Linked DNA regions of Homo sapiens: region 1 is linked to region 2. Evidence: read pairs that join two places in POLR2A ChIA-PET (ENCODE). Cell type or tissue: Panc1. All regions are shown on one strand.

Region 1 (8,000 bases), 63 kb before region 2:
TAAAACAGCAATGCGATACCACTTCACACCTACTACAATAACTATTTTTCTAAAAAGACAGGCAACAAGTATTGGAAAGGATGCAGAGAAACTGGAACCTCAAACAGCAGTGGGAGTGTAAAATGATACGGTGGCTCTGAAAAATACTCAAAAGGCTATTACTCAAAAGGTTAAACAGTTGCCATGTGACCCAGAAATTCAATTCTCTGGCATACACCCAAAAGTGAAAAACAGTCCACACCAAAACTTGCTTACAAATGTTCACAGCACCATTATTCATCATGACGATAACATGGAAACCACCCAGCCAAGTGTCCATCAACTCATGAATGCATAAAATGGGACATATCCATGCAACAGAGTATTGTTCACCAATAAAAGCAAAAGATGTATTGATGTCTCAATAGCCCTTTGCAGCTGTAATAAGTAACCTCGTGGCGCTATGCTATGCGTATTTATTTACAAAACTTATTCCACTGTACACATTATTTACAGTGAATTTAGACTTACAGTCATGTCTGAGGGGGGAAAAGCAGAGGTTGCACCCTGCCTTTGAACTGTTCTGCCTGCTGGAAGCACACCATCATTGTCTGCTCCCTACATGACAGCCAAGTGAACTACTTAATAGACACTCAGACAACTTCATGTTTCCAGGACGTTAAGGGAGAGTAAGGTGGAAAGGACTGAAGCACAGGAAAAGGATCTGCAAGGAAACCCCAAGATGCAGAGCTTCATTTGTATCCCTGACTTAGACCTCCCAGGCCATGCTTGGAGCCTTCCCTTCACTATTCTGATTCCTGGATCATGTGGTCATGTGGTCCTCTGGGGACTTTTTACTTAGTAATCTACATCTGAGCTGGGGGAAGAATAGTCTTCCTCTCCAATGACAATGCACGTTATCAGGAAACAGCTTACAGACAGAGGACAATGTAACATTAATATTAAGAACGGGGTGGAGAGGCGGGGGGCTACATAGTTTCTTAACAAGAGAGCCTTCCTTGTTAAAATTATAGTCTTTCAGGAATCTCAGCTAAGCATGATGGCTCAGATTTTAGCAGCCTTTAATATTTTCTGTTATAATGAATAATATGTCAATAAATTTGGGTTCAAGAAACTAACAGGATTTCAGGAGGGCAACGGGGAAGATAAGCCTGCAATGAAGAGCTAGCTGTGTTCCTCCCTTACGTCGGACAGAAAAGAGGGAGAACTATTACTGAAAAAAATTAAAAAGGAAGAAATATCAACATCAATTTTAAATGCCTCACAGCCTCAGATTCGGCGCAGTGATTATCCTTTTTTAAAAGGATATGTACAGTAGTAACTGCTCTTTAATACCATCTCTCAAGCCAAGTCAACACTAGTTTGAAGAATCTCCTGGTATGTCATCAGCAGAGGGAAGCGGGGAGTGGAGAGCACTTGGAAGAACCAAGAGGGTGAGTGACTCAGGCCATTGCTCCCTGCCAAGGGAAGCAGCTACAGATGCCAAAACATCCCATTTTATAAGGCTGCACAAAAGTGTGTGCCTCTCTGGACCACACAGCAACTCATCAGAAGCCCAGGATAACTTCCCAGTTGAATCCATACATTGGTCACTTCCCCAAGAAGAGCAAATTAAATCCAGTGGTGAATAGGATTGGCTCCCAGAACACAGGTGCAAGTCGGTAGCCTTGTGTGATATAAATGCACCTACTCCTAGCATCAGACGCTACACATGCACCAACATTTGCCACCCCTCCATTTTACATGAGGAAAGTGGGACCCAGAAAGATCTGCTCATTTGAACCCCTCTGGAGCAGAGCAGGGATGAGACCCAGGCCTCCTGCTCCATGAGGCCAGTGTCTTTCCATGAGGACCCCAGCTAGAAGGAAGGTTTCCAGTTTTATTTAATCCAGCAATCCCTACCTGGTAGCTATTGGTGGGAACAAAAACAAGAGGTTGACCGGAATCCTCCCAGCTTTTCCCCTCACTCACTCATATTCACCTTTCAGCATCTCTTTACCTCAGAGAAGTTTTTACCAGACCCTATTAGAGCATTAGTTACTGTTGGTATTACTCAGAAATGCTTGGCTCACCTACTAATCTATAGGCTCCCTGGGGTGACCTCTATTTTCCTCATACCTGATGAGCACAGTAGGTCTTCAGCAACATCCTCTTCGTTAACCAAAAAGGCACCTTCAAATATGAAATTTGTATTTTATTACATACCACTCAAATTGAAAACATGACTGCTATTTAGTAACCCTTAATCCAAGATATCTGCTTTTTTTTTTTTTACTTTGAAATCTCTTTCAGTACAAGGATGTGGCAGTTTCTCCTGCCTCCAGCTACCCTGGAATAAGTAAGCAATCCTTGAGGACCTAACATAACTTTGAGGACCGTCTTCCTGTTACTAGGTTGCCAAAAATATTTGGGAGTTATTTTGCAATCAAAAGTGAAATTTTGGTCATTCCTCCCACACCAAATATTTCACTAAAATCAAATGTACAGCCTGCTGCCACTCAGTTTCTATGCCTTTGTTAATTCAAAAAAAAAAAAAAAAAAACCTTAAACTATGATTTGGCATTGAAATGAAATCCATGTGAATCTTGTTTAAATAGCAATTAAATGCAATCAGTGAAGGCCCAACGATGACTATAAGGAAGTGATGAGGTTATGAACAACCTGGACCAAATTCACTCATACTCAGGCTATGAGAACAAGGTGACTGATGCAAATGGGTTGTTTGTCATTTTAGGCATTTTAAAATGTGAATACCGAGCACATCTTGGAATCAGCTAAGTCAGTAACACCAAAGTTCTTCCCACTAGCTATAGAGTCTCCGTGTTACTAATGAAGACGAACACCTGATTAGATGCACGTTTTGATTAACATCTCCAGCTCAAGACACGGAGAAACTGAGTGAGCCAGGTGAGGTCTGCCTTCATCAGAAATCCTGCAAAACACAGCTTATTTCCTTCATTTCAGGTGCTTGGTCAACATGCAGCACAAAAATAACAGCATATTGGTTTCCCAGTCCCTTAGATCTTATTGATCATGATTCTGTGACTTCACCCTTAGACCTTTCTGATCATGATTCTGTGACGTTACTGATGTATGCCTCAGGTCACAGCCTCAAGCTTGATGGAAAGGGCTGTCTCCCCAAATTCCAGCCGCGTGTTAAAACAGATGCTGGGCTTGCAGAGTTCAACAAACAATACAGCAGACTTATCCAACATTAAGATCCAGGACATGGTGGGCCCAGCTACTTCCACTCAACCCATCTCTGTTAACTTTCCTCATCTAACCAATAATACGGGACCACAAGAACCGAGAATATCCAGATTTGACATCCTTAGCAAAAGACGCAGAATCATAGCCTGAGAATAAACTCTGTCATTGTATATACATTTCAACGGTGTCCGTCTCATCTCCAAAAAAGAGTACCTGCAAGGATTCAAGCTAGAAGAGATGATGTATTAAGCTGAAGGCCAGAATAAGGCATTGCTTGCGGGAAGGAGGTAGCATCCCCAGCCTTCATCTTTCCTTCTGTCTTTTGATAGAATGCAGCACTAGCGTAAGGGGTGGTGGGGGAGAGGAACTGGGAAGCTCGGTGTTTCTGCTCTGGTTTTTACTTCCCTTCATGGAATCCCTTCCTTTTTTCTTCAGCATTCCTGCAGGAGCTCCTCACGCGTGATGAGTCAAAAGCCATCAGTGATCTTTGGCCAAAACTACAATTATGGAGCTGCCAATGCCAAAATCCAGTCCCACTTCTAAAACAGTGCACTTTAATTTGTACTGTTCCTCCAGACTGAACAATCCTGGAAATAGAAGTGAGAATTTTCCAACCTGCAAATAATTCTTCTGAAAACGTCCAAGTCATTCTCACTGGCTACTCCAGTTAGGCCCACTTCACACACGTAACTAATTAGGGCACACAATGTTGTTGTGGTTGTGGATGGAGACACTAAAAACTTACCTGCCCACAAAATTCCATCCAGATGGAACATTTTTCTTTAGTATCTCCCACCTCCAACAAAAAGTCACCATCTTGGATTAGAAAATAAAACCTAATATAGCAATTAGGTCCTTCAAAACTAACCAGGACCTATCTACCACATCACCCCTAAATGAGCTATGACTTCATAGATGGGATCCACATTTTTCTTTTAATATTGAAAAGCAGACCAACATAAGCTGCAAGGTCAAGAGGGAAACTCATGTTGCAATATGGTTTCAGGAATCTCAGTGAAAACATTTTTCCCTTCCTAATACACACACAGTTAATGTGAAAACCCTTTTCAACATTGTCCATGGAGTTCTTTCATGGTCTTAATTAACAAGTCTTAAACTTCCATCCTATTGCTTCAGATGGTATGCTACTGAAGTAAGTATTTCTTTTCCAATTAATTGGCTTAATTCATCCGCCTCCACCTCTCCATTCACAAAGAGGTAGAAAATAGCAACCACTAAACCTAAACAGCAAAGCCTACTCTGGTTAGAGCTCCCCACGCTAGTTCTCCTGTTGCAGCTGCTTCTCATCTAGCTGGGAGCTGGGTCTGCAAAAGCTTGACTGTGGGCTTTTTACCTGTATGGTTTCAGCGAAGAATAAAGAACAATGTTTGACATTTTTATACTCGAGAAGAAAGCAAGAGCAATTCTCTCTACCTTTTCAAGTATAACTGAAGAGAAGAGGAAAAGAAAACCCACAAGTTAACTTCTAGAAAAAAAAATTTAATTAAGTTCAAACTTTAAAGCATTTCTATGAGCTTATGAAGACTCTGAACCAGTCCCAGCCCATGGAAGTTTATAAAATATAATTTAAAAAATACTGAGAACCCCTCCACACAAAGATTATCTACTGCAAAGAATATTCATAGAAAAAAATAGAATTAAAAGAAATAATTGGCCAGGTGCCGTGGCTCACGCCTGTAATCCCAACACTTTGGGAGGCTGAGGCAGACTGATCACGAGGTCAGGAGTTCCAGACCGGACTGGCCAACATGGTGAAAGCCCATCTCTACTAAAAATATAAAAATTAGCCGGGTGTGGTGGCGGGCGGCTGTAATCCCAGCTATTCGGGAGGCTGAGGCAGGAGAATTGCTTGAACCCAGGAGGCGGACATTGCAGTGAGCCGAGATCACACCACTGCACTACAGCTTGGGTGACAGAGCTAGACTCCATCTCAAAAAAAAAACAGAACAAAACAAAAATAATAATAATTATAAGAAAAATAAAATAACTAAACTTCCTTGCAGCTGGGTGTGGTGGCTCACACCTGTAACCCAGCACTTTGGATGCTTCCTCTTGAGCCCAGGAGTTCAAGACCAGCCTGGGCAAAATAGGAAGACAGCATCAATACAAAAACATTTTTAAAATCAACTGGGCATGGTGGCATGCACCTGTGATCCCAGCTATTTGCAAGGCTGAGGTGGCAGGAAGGTAGAGGCTATTGTGAGCCTCTACTTGAGCCTCCACTTGAGGCCTGGAGGAAGAGGCTATTGTGAGCCATGATAGCGCCACTGCACTCCAGCTTGCGTGACAGAGCGAGATCCGCTCTGAAAAATAAATGAATATACTTCCTTGTCCAGTAAAGGATTTTTGAGCCATCACCACCAACATACACAAAGTGGAAATGTTTAAACCCCAACAGAATTCTACTTTTTAAAAAGTCATTGGTGTAATTGGTGAAGAATATCTCATTCTTCATCTCATTTTCTTACACAAGCTCAACAATAATACATTAGAGAGTATACCCAGGAATCTAAACACATATCATGGAAAATAAAATATTTTTCTCAAATGCTCACCAACCACGTGAGGAATCAGGGAAGGCAAAATGAATTCTGATGGTTTAAAAGGTTAAAATACTGAGAAGAATGCTTGCTTGCATGAAACAAAATAATCATTTCTCTCATCATCAAGCATGTGCACTTCTCCCATACTTCCCACCACCTCCCCACACACATTCTCGTTAAGTCCTGCATTTCATCAACATACTTCCTTTCTAAATACTTTCAAAAGGTTTAGGATAGCATTTCACCACCTACCTGGGTCCTTCTTTTCCCCATATCCTCATTCTGCCCATAAATTATAGCTAAATTCTCAACCCAACTACTTAAATATATAGTAGCTGCTGAATATTTAGTTACTTCACATGTGTTCTCATGTTCTTAACCACGAAATGTCTCAGGGATGACAAATACTGCTTTAAGAAAACAGTCTACCTATCTTTTCTTCTGATATAAAATATTACAATTACTGCCAGGGAATGGTGGCTCACACCTGTAATCCCGGCACTTTGGGAGGCTGAGGCAGGCAGATCACAAGGTCAGGAGTTCGAGAGCAGCCTAGCCAACATGGTGAAACCCTGTCTCTACTAAAAATACAAAAATTAGATGGGTGTGGTGGCAAGCACCTGTATTCCTAGCTACTTGGGAGGCAGAGGAAGGAGCACTGCTTGAACCCAGGAGGTGGAGGTTGCAGTGAACCGAGATCACACCACTGCGCTCCAGACTGGGTGACAAAGCAAGACTGTCTCAAAAAAAAAAAAAAAATTACAATTACTTCAATAGGAATAACTTGACCACTACAAGCTGGTCACTACAAGCATCCAGACGTTGTTAGAGCAGAACAAACAAAATCAAGCAAGGCTCCTGGAGATCAAGACAAAACGATGGCTCCACATCCCCTCTCCCAGAGAAGTGGGTTAGGTACACAGATGCATCAACCAAACGCGTAAAGGCAGAAAGGAAGAAAGAAAAAAGCCACACCAAAGCCTACTAATCTGCCCTGCAAACCCAGAAAATCATAAGCATGTTAATTGAAACCAGAATCTGAGAAAGCCAAGCAAACTTAAAAGGGGTACAAACATTTATAACAAGAGGAGGCGACTCATGGATTTAATTACTTCCACTATATATGACAATTAAGAATAAATGGTGGAAAACCACAAAACAGCAGACAGTAAAGAAAAAAGTTAAATGCTGATTGCCATTAGTGTTAACTGGAGTTTCTAACACCTGCTATAAGCTACTGTGTAATAAAAAATGAATTACTCTCCTAATGAATAAATGAATATCTTAATGGAAGCCAGGATCTTTGGGAAGCACATTTAAACTATTTTATGCCACAAAAGTAATGTTCACCAAATAGATGCTTTAATGCGCATTTAACTAGATGAAAGACCCTGAACCTCTAAGCGTCCAATCTACATCTGACAACAGACTTTTATCAGACAGGAAAAATCACTGAATAATAATTCATTATTTCTAATACAGACAGCTGAACGACAACAAAACCACGAACACTTACGGAATGTATGTTTCATATATCACCACTCCATGAAAGAAAAGCTAACTTATCCCAAGTTGCAAACCTGGATAAGCAGCAGAGCAGAGATTCAATCCCAGGCAGTTCCCTTCCCAAGGCTTCATCAGTGTGAGCCTTCTGGTCCACCCAAGGCTCAATGACCCAGTAACAGACTCCCAGCAACCCAAGGGCTGTGCTGAACTACAATGTTGCCCATGTAACTCTAAGAAAACGTAAGAAAATGGAATTCTTTCTCAGAAAATTTCCATCTAAGAGGAATAAAGTCAAAATCGGTATTTTAAAGGAAGCAAACTTATAAAAGCTAGAAAATGTATAAAATGCACTTATGGTCTTATTTCGGTCCCAGCAATGGGAACGAATAATATTAAATAAATTAATATGTTTAATTATGAACTGAATTTTAGTTGAAAATTCCAAGAGGTTGAATTACTTTTCCATATACTACTTCCTATCAAAAGCTCTTTCTCAATTACACAGGAAAGGATGGGAATACAGTAACTAGACCAAGATCAATGAGTAAGCTCGAGCTCCAGATTTTCAATTAGAGGACAAATAAATTAACAACGGTTCTCTAGCTGAGGTGCAACTCGTAATTGACAGCAGATCACCCCAGGTTTCCATATCAGAGTTGGGTAGCCGGAGGTACCAACTTGGTGAATTTTTGTACTTCCAAAAGAGATTCAGGTACACAT
Region 2 (8,000 bases):
TCTCACCCAGGCTGGAGTGCAGTGGCACCATCTCAGCTTACTGCAACCTCCGCCTCCTGGGTTCAAGTGATTCTCCTGCCTCAGCCTCCTGAACAGCTGGGATTACAGGAATACACCACCACGCCCGTGTGTATTTTTAGTAGAGACAGGGTTTTACCTTGTTGACAAAGCTGGTCTCAAACTCCTGACCTCAAGTGACCCACCTCATCCTCCCAAAGTGCTGGGATTACAGATGTGACTCACTGCGCCCGGCCTTAAAACATGGTTTTTTTTTTTTACAATTTAAAGAGTAAGAAGGGGCTGGGCAGTGGCTCATGCCTGTAATCCCAGCACTTTAAGAGGCCGAAGCGGGAGGATTGCTTGAGCCCAGGAGTTTGAGACCAGCCTGGGCAACACAGCAAGACCTGTCTCTATTTTAATATAATAGTAACAAACGATTTAAAAAATAGAAGAATTGGCTTTATGTAACAAAATAAAAGATTTTCTTTTTAGACAGTTACCCACAAAAGAAGGACACCAGACTACTGCTGACAGTGTTCTGCATGCACCATTCTTAACTATTTTTCATTATTCTTTTTTATTTATTTATTTTGCTCTCGCCCTGCCTTATGGTGCTGACTCTTCATTATTCTTGTGTCCCTCGATGCTTCCCTTGGACTTACCCTTCTGCTGGAGGAAATCATATTCACTTCTTCAAGCCCCAGCTCAAGTGCCACCTCGTTGGATTAACTGTTAACGGGGTTTCACCAACCCCAATCAAGATCATTCATTTGTCTGTGCTGTCCCCAGTGGTGACACTTCTCCTCCCTCCGTGGCTTGGACAACCACCCCTGCTCCTTGCCCCCAGTCCCTCAGTCTGAGCTCCACTATCCACTGCTCACTAACGAGAGAAGCTGACTCATCTCCGGCTTGGGTACCAGAGCTTACTAGCTGCTTTAAGGGTAGACCCTTCTTCACCTCGCCAGGAGGCAAAATCCAAGTAAGATTCACCATTGTAACCCCACAGGGCCTAGTTATGCCCTACAATAAGATCTCCTTTAACTGTAGAGAGAAGAAAAAGACTTCAATAGAAGCTCAAAGGGGTCTTAGGAGGGAACTCCCTCATTTTTGCAAAGGATCAAGCTGAGGCCTGAATAAAGTACACACTGATATAATACATGTGAAACATACTGGCCACTTACTATGTGTGAGCCACTGAGAAACAATCAGACTATCTTCATATAAACTATAAACAGCTAACATATAAAATCCCACCCTTGTGGATCTTATATTCCACTGCAAAGATTCAGACAAACAAGTAATAACGTTGGGCACTCGCTTGATATAGTTCAGATATTTGTCCCCACTCAAATTTCATGTTGAAATGTAATGTCCAGTGTTGGGGGACAGGGCCTGGCAGGAAGTGTCTGGGTCATAGGGGTGGATCCCTCATGGCTTGGTGCTGTCCTAGCAATCGTGAATGAGAGTTCTTGTGATATCTGGGTGTTTAAAAATTGTGTGGCATCTCCCCTTTTCTCCAACCCCCACCTCCTGACCATGTGAGGTGCCTGCTCCCACCCCTCCCACCTTCTGCCATGAGCAAAAACTCCCAGAGGCTTCCCCAGAAGCTAAGCAGCCATGTTTTGTGTACAGCCTGCAAACTAAGAGCCAATTAAACCTCTTTTCTTTATAAATTACCCAATCTGAGGTATTCCTTAGAGCAATCCAAGAATGGCCTAATATGCCACCATACCACCAATGTGCCTTCCCCTTTGCCGTGGTGGTCACTCTTTGGGACTGTCACACCTCCTGAGCTTTTCTCACAAGCTTTGTTCCATCTGCCTCAACTGCTATTTGTGTCATCCAAGATACAAGTATTCAAAGGCTGCCTGTGACACTGTGCTAGGTACTGGCAGATCAACGGTAAATGGGGCAGAAACAGTCACCACACCCCGAAAGCTCACAGAGCTCACAAATGGGGAAGTGGGTATTATACAATGCTTTTCATAAATGTCCATGATTCAAAGTGCTGAAATGAGTAGAGGGTGCAGCTATGGGCATGTTTAACATGGGCTCCTAACCTAGACATGTCTCCTCGAGGAAATGACACCGAAGCTAAGGCCAAGGTAAGACTCCCCTGACAACAGTGGGATAGCTCCAGACAAAGGCAGCAACTGCAGGAAGAAGGAAAAGAGATTCTCAGAGGTTCTGAAGTCTGTGAACTTGAATAGGGAAACAGTCCCATATTCACTTTCACCAATCTCTTGCTGAAATGTAACATTCCCTTATATTTTGAATATACGCCACACACCAAAAATGTAATTCTGTGTGAGTTTGGTATCAACACAAAAAATTGCAAATACTCTTATACTGATTTACAGTGGTTGCAGATTATCTTGAAATAACATCATTATTTTAAAATTACAATAATTAGACCCACTATGAGGACTTGTTATTCAACAAAGGACAAAGAAACATATTACCATATCACAAATTTGTTCTTTATCATTTTGATGGCTATATTTCAATGTCATGGGTCCCCTCTGTAATCCTGGGTATTTTACTTAAAAAAGTATTTGGAAATATTTTAAGAAGGGGTCACACATTTCACCCGATTGCAAAAGCACTTTTAGGAAAAAGAACCTATGATTAGAGAACAAGGAAAGAAAGGATCAAGAGGGGTTTTTTTGTTTGTTTGTTTGTTTGTGTTTTCTTTTTTTTTGAGATGAGAGTTTCACTCTTGTTGCCCAGGCTGGAGTTCAATGACGCCATCTGGGCTGACCGCAACCTCCGCCTCCCAGGTTCAAGCCTCAGGTTCAAGATTATCCTGCCTCAGCCTCCGGAGTAGCTGGGATTACAGGCGCCTGCCACCACAGCCAGCTAATTTTGTATTTATTATTTTTCTGACAATGGGAAAGAGGCAGCAGTTGTAATATGGATGGCTGTTATTCCTATTACCTTCTATTAAGAGGCGCTTTTTTTTTTTTTGAGATGGAGTCTCGCTCTGTCGCCCAGGCTGGAGTGCAGTGGCATGGTCTCGGCTCACTGCAAGCTCTGCCTCCCGGGTTCACGCCATTCTCCTGCCTCAGCCTCCCAAGTAGCTGGGACTACAGGCGCCTGCCACCACACCCAGCTAATTTTTTTTGTATTTTTATTAGAGACGGGGTTTCACCGTGTTAGCCAGGATGCTCTCGATCTCCTGACCTCGTGATCCGCCCGTCTCGGCCTCCCAAAGTGCTGGGAATACAGGCGTGAGCCACCACGCTCTGCCAGCAAAATTTCAATCGAAACACTGCAATGAGCCGGGCACTGTACCTCATGCCTGTAATCCCAGCACTTTGGGAGGCCAAGGCGGGTGGATCATGAGGTCAGGAGTTCAAGAACAGCCCGGTCAACATGGTGAAACCCCGTCTCTAGTAAAAATACAAAAATTAGCCGGGTGTGGTGGTGGGCACCTGTAATCCCAGCTACTCGGGCGGCTGAGGCAGAGAATCATTTGAATCCGGGAAGCAGAGGTTGCAGTGAGCCGAGATCACACCACTGCACTCCAACTCGGGTGACAAAGTGAGACTTCATCTCAAAAAAAAAAAAAAAGAATTCTTCCAATTATAAAATTAGATTGCTATTCTAACTCACATTCTATTATTGAAGTCTCACATTTTCAAAGAAAGCATTTCTGTTGTTTGTACTTGTTAACTTACTTAGCCACTCACCCAAAGGAGAGTCAAGCAATTGGCTTGTAGATGGCGCTACTGCACTCCAGCCTGGGAGACAGAGTGAGACTCAGGAAACAAACAAACAAGAAAAAGGAAACACTGCACTGAAAGGAAAAACTTCAAACTTCATATAACCAAGTTACAAAGAATAATCCCACTGCTCATAGTTATACATCAGAAATTGCAGGTTGTTGAGTCAACCACTGTCAACCTGCTGCTCTTTCATCAAGTGGGCTTTAAAATACAAGTGTGATACATAATGCATGTTTTATGCCAGCAAAATTCCTTTATACAAGATTCCAAAGGCTCTCCAAATTCTTTTATTGCAAGATGAATTTTTTTAAAAGGATGCATGGCTAGAAATCACACTTACTGTATGCAATGTGGAATGACTTACGAGATGCTGCCTTCTTTTCTAGAATTGTTATCCTCTAACCTCGTTTATTGGGGAACATGTTAGAGAACTAGAAAAGGTCTCAGGAATAAAAAGCAATTTCAAAGTCCACGCATGAAAGCAATGATACCCTCTATCTGGGTTTAACTTTACCTCATGTTATATATATATATATGTATTTTTTTCCTTATTTGTCATTTTTAAGTCATTCTATGACCAGATGTTTAACTTTACTTCACAAAGTAATAACCTAGTTAACTGACTTCCCATATTGTAATTAATTGCATAATGAAAATATACTTAAAGTACACTGACGGCTGGGCGCGGTGGCTCACGCCTGTAATCCCAGCACTTTAGGAGGCCGAGGCAGGCGGATCACCTGAGGTTAGCAGTTGGAGACCAGCCTGGCCAACATGGTAAAACCCAGTCTCTACTAAAACAAACAAACAAAAAATACAAAAATTAGCTGGGCGTGGTGGCAGGTGCCTGTAATCCCAGCTACTCAGGAGGCTGAGGCAAGAGAATCGCTTGAACCCCAGAGGCGGAGGTTGCAGTGAGCCAAGATCGTGCCATTGCACTCCAGTCTGGAGAACAAGAGCAAGACTTCCTTTCAAAAAAAAAAAAAAAAAAAAACCCAGAAAGACTCACATTAATGCAAAAGTTCAATTCAATGCAATTGTTCTGAAATGTTTTCAAAGCAGTTACATCATTTAAAAGAAATTTCATGAATGCTAAATATGTACAACAGATGAGAGCAAGCAGTGACTGCAATCCAGGTGAGGGGCGCAGAGCCAGTTCTTAGGGTGACTCTACCAGACCCAACTAAAGCTGTTTGTTGAAGGGCAAGCTCCTAGCTTTATGTTTGCTGCCTTTCAAAAGTAAACACAATAGCATAATGGATGTTAACTCTTTTTCAACCTTATTTTGTCCTTTCTTATGAAGGATTATAAAACAGCCAGGCACAGTGGCTCACACCTGTAATCCCAGCACTTTGGGAGGCTGAGGTGGGTGGATCACCTGAAGTCAGGAGTTCAAGACCAGCCTCGCCAATATGGTAAAACCCCGTCTCTACTAAAAATACAAAAATTAGCCAAGCGTGTTGGCAGGCGCCTGTAATCCCAGCTACTTGGGAGGCTGAGGCAGGAGAATCGCTGGAACCCGGAATCGCGCCATTACACTCCAGCCTGGGAAACAAGAGCAAGACTTCGTCTCAAAAAAAAAAAAAAAAGGATTATAAAACTAAAAGGGAATTTACCTAGATTTTTATTTAAGTGGATCCTGAGTCTGGGAACTCTGGAGTATAGCCCAGAGCTGTTTCCTATATATCCATGGGATGTATGAAAACATTATTTAACACAGAATACTGATGGACATAACAATCAATGTATGCCAAGACTTGAAAAATTACACCATTTGGGACTTCAACAGGAATAAACCCTAAGACATCCATAATATGTGGCTGAAAGAAGAAATCATTTTTGAGGATTCCAGAGAAGTAAATTCCATATCAATTTAGTGGGTAGGGTGATGGGAGAGTGCAAGCTGGAGGGTGGTGTTTAGCTCAATGGGAGGTAATAAAAAGAAAGATAATTTCTCAGAACATTTTCGTATTCTTGGCGTCACAGAAGCATTCCTAAGCAAAGACATAAAACCCATAAAAGAAAACCAAACTGAACTACAGAAAAATTTAAAACTTCTATGAAAGAAAAAACACTATAAACATACTTAAAGGAGGCTGGATGCAGTGGCTCACGCCTGTAATCCCAGCACTTTGAGAGGCTGAGGCTGGCAGATTATGAGGTCAGGAGATGGAGACCATCCTGGCTAACATGGTGAAACCCCATCTCTACTAAAAATTCAAAAAAAATTAGCCGGGCATGGTGGCAGGCGCCTGTAGTCCCAGCTACTCAGGAAGCTGAGGCAGGAGAATGGCATGAACCCAGGAGGTGGAGCTTGCAGTGAGCCGTGATCGCGCTACTGCACTCCAGCCTGGGCAACAGAGTGACACTCCATCTCAAAAAAAAAAAAAAAAAATACTTAAAGGACAATGGACAGACTAGAAGAAAATATTTGCAACATATTTAATAAATATCAGAATGGCCGGGCACGGTGGCTCACGCCTGTAATCCCAGCACTTTGGGAGGCCCAGGCGGGCGGAGCACAAGGTCGGCAGATCGAGACCGTCCTGGCTAACACGGTGAAATCCCGTCTCTAATAAAAATACAAGAAAATTAGCCGGGCGTAGCTGGTGCATGCCTGTAGTCCCAGCTACTCGGGAGGCTGAGGCAGGAGAATGGCATGAACCCAGGAGGTGGAGCTTGCAGTAAGCCGCGATCACGCTATTGTGCTCCAGCCTGAGCCACAGAGTGAGACTCCATCTCAAAAAAAAAAAAAAAAATACTTAAAGGACAAAGGACAGACTAGGAGACAATATTTGCGACATATTCAATAAATACCAGAACGGCCGGGCGCAGTGGCTCACACCTGTAATCCCAGCACTTTGGGAGGCCAAGGTGGGCAGATCACAAGGTCGGCAGATCGAGACCGTCCTGGCTAACACGGTGAAACCCCGTCTCTAATAAAAATACAAAAAATTAGCCGGGCGTGGTGGCGGGCGCCTGTAGTCCCAGCTACTCGGGAGGCTGAGGCAGGAGAATGGCAAGAACCCGGGAGGCAGAGCTTACAGTGAGCCAAGATCGCGCCACTACACTCCAGCCTGGGCAACAGAGTGAGACTCCGTCTCAAAAAAAATAAAAAAAATAAAAAAATAGATAGATAGATAGATTTCAGGAACATGAAGTGCTCTGACAAAAAGTCATAAGAAAAAGACCAACAATCAGACCGGGCGGGGTGGCTCACGCCTGTAATCCCAGCACTTTGGGAGGCCGAGGTGGACCGATCACTTGAGGTCGGGAGTTCAAAACCAGCCTGACCAACATGGAGAAACCCTGTCTCTACTAAAAATACAAAATTAGCTGAGCATGGTGGCGCATGCCTGTAATCTCAGCTACTTGGGAGGCTGAGGCAGGAGAATAGGAACCCAGGAGGTGGAGGTTGCGGTGAGCTGAGATCTCGCCATTGCACTTCAGCCTGGGCAACAAGAGCGAAACTGAGGAAAGAAAAGAGAAGAGAAGAGGAAGAAAGAGAGGAGAGGGGGAGAGACAAAAGAGAAAGAGAGAAAGACAAAGACAGAGAGAGAAAGAGAGAGAACAAAAGAGAGAGAGAAAGAAACCAACAACCCAATATAATAGTGGATAAAAGTTATGAAGAAAAAAAATATGGACAGCTGACAGACCAACGAAAAAGGCTGAGAACAGAGAAATGCAAATTAAGACAATGATGAGTGATATTTATTAGCAAAAACCAAAGAAGCTGTATAATGCTAAGTGTTGGCAAGAAGGGAGGAAAATAAAGACTCTCATATGCTGTTAGTGGGTGTGTAGATTGGCTGAAGGTTTTCGGAAGGAAAAAATTTCTTCCTACTCTAAAACAGCACATGACAGGCGCTGTGGCTCACGCCTGTAATCTCAGCACTTTGGGATGCCAAGGTGGGCGGATCACCTGAGACCAGGAGTTCAAGACCAGCCTGGGCAACATGGTGAAACCTGGTCTCTACTTAAAATACAGAAATTGGTCGAGCATGATGGTGCACTGCACACCTGTAGTCCCAGCTACCACACAAGAATGGTCTGAACTCGGGAGGCAAAGGTTACAGTTCGCTGAGATCATGCCACTGCACTCCAGCCTTGGCAACTGAGCAAGACTCTGTCTCAAACACACACACACACACACACACACACACACACACACACACAGAGCACATACCCTGGACCCTGCACTTCCAATTCAATCATATGCTAATATTACCATATGTTTGAAAGGTGTATGGACAGAAATGTTTTAAAGCAAAC

What was found. Peaks named below come from ENCODE experiments on the same cell type or tissue, not always from the same donor. Only the 100,000 strongest peaks of a DNase experiment are listed, where the experiment ranks them.
Region 1: POLR2A ChIA-PET joins it to region 2 with 13 read pairs; 6 of 35 experiments call an interaction of 5 or more read pairs at or near these places.

Annotation. Positions count from the first base shown.
Region 1 is chr6:15,345,273-15,353,272 of GRCh38, reverse strand. The region is part of intron 1 of JARID2 (jumonji and AT-rich interaction domain containing 2); the gene reads right to left. Among named protein-coding and RNA genes, the nearest start is that of JARID2-AS1, 100 kb to the right of the region's middle. In Panc1, no CTCF peak of the experiment used is centred here; no DNase peak of the experiment used is centred here.
Region 2 is chr6:15,281,829-15,289,828 of GRCh38, reverse strand. The region is part of intron 1 of JARID2 (jumonji and AT-rich interaction domain containing 2); the gene reads right to left. Among named protein-coding and RNA genes, the nearest start is that of JARID2-AS1, 37 kb to the right of the region's middle. RefSeq lists enhancers at 1,964-2,013, 2,034-2,083. In Panc1, no CTCF peak of the experiment used is centred here; a DNase peak (open chromatin) is centred at 3,781.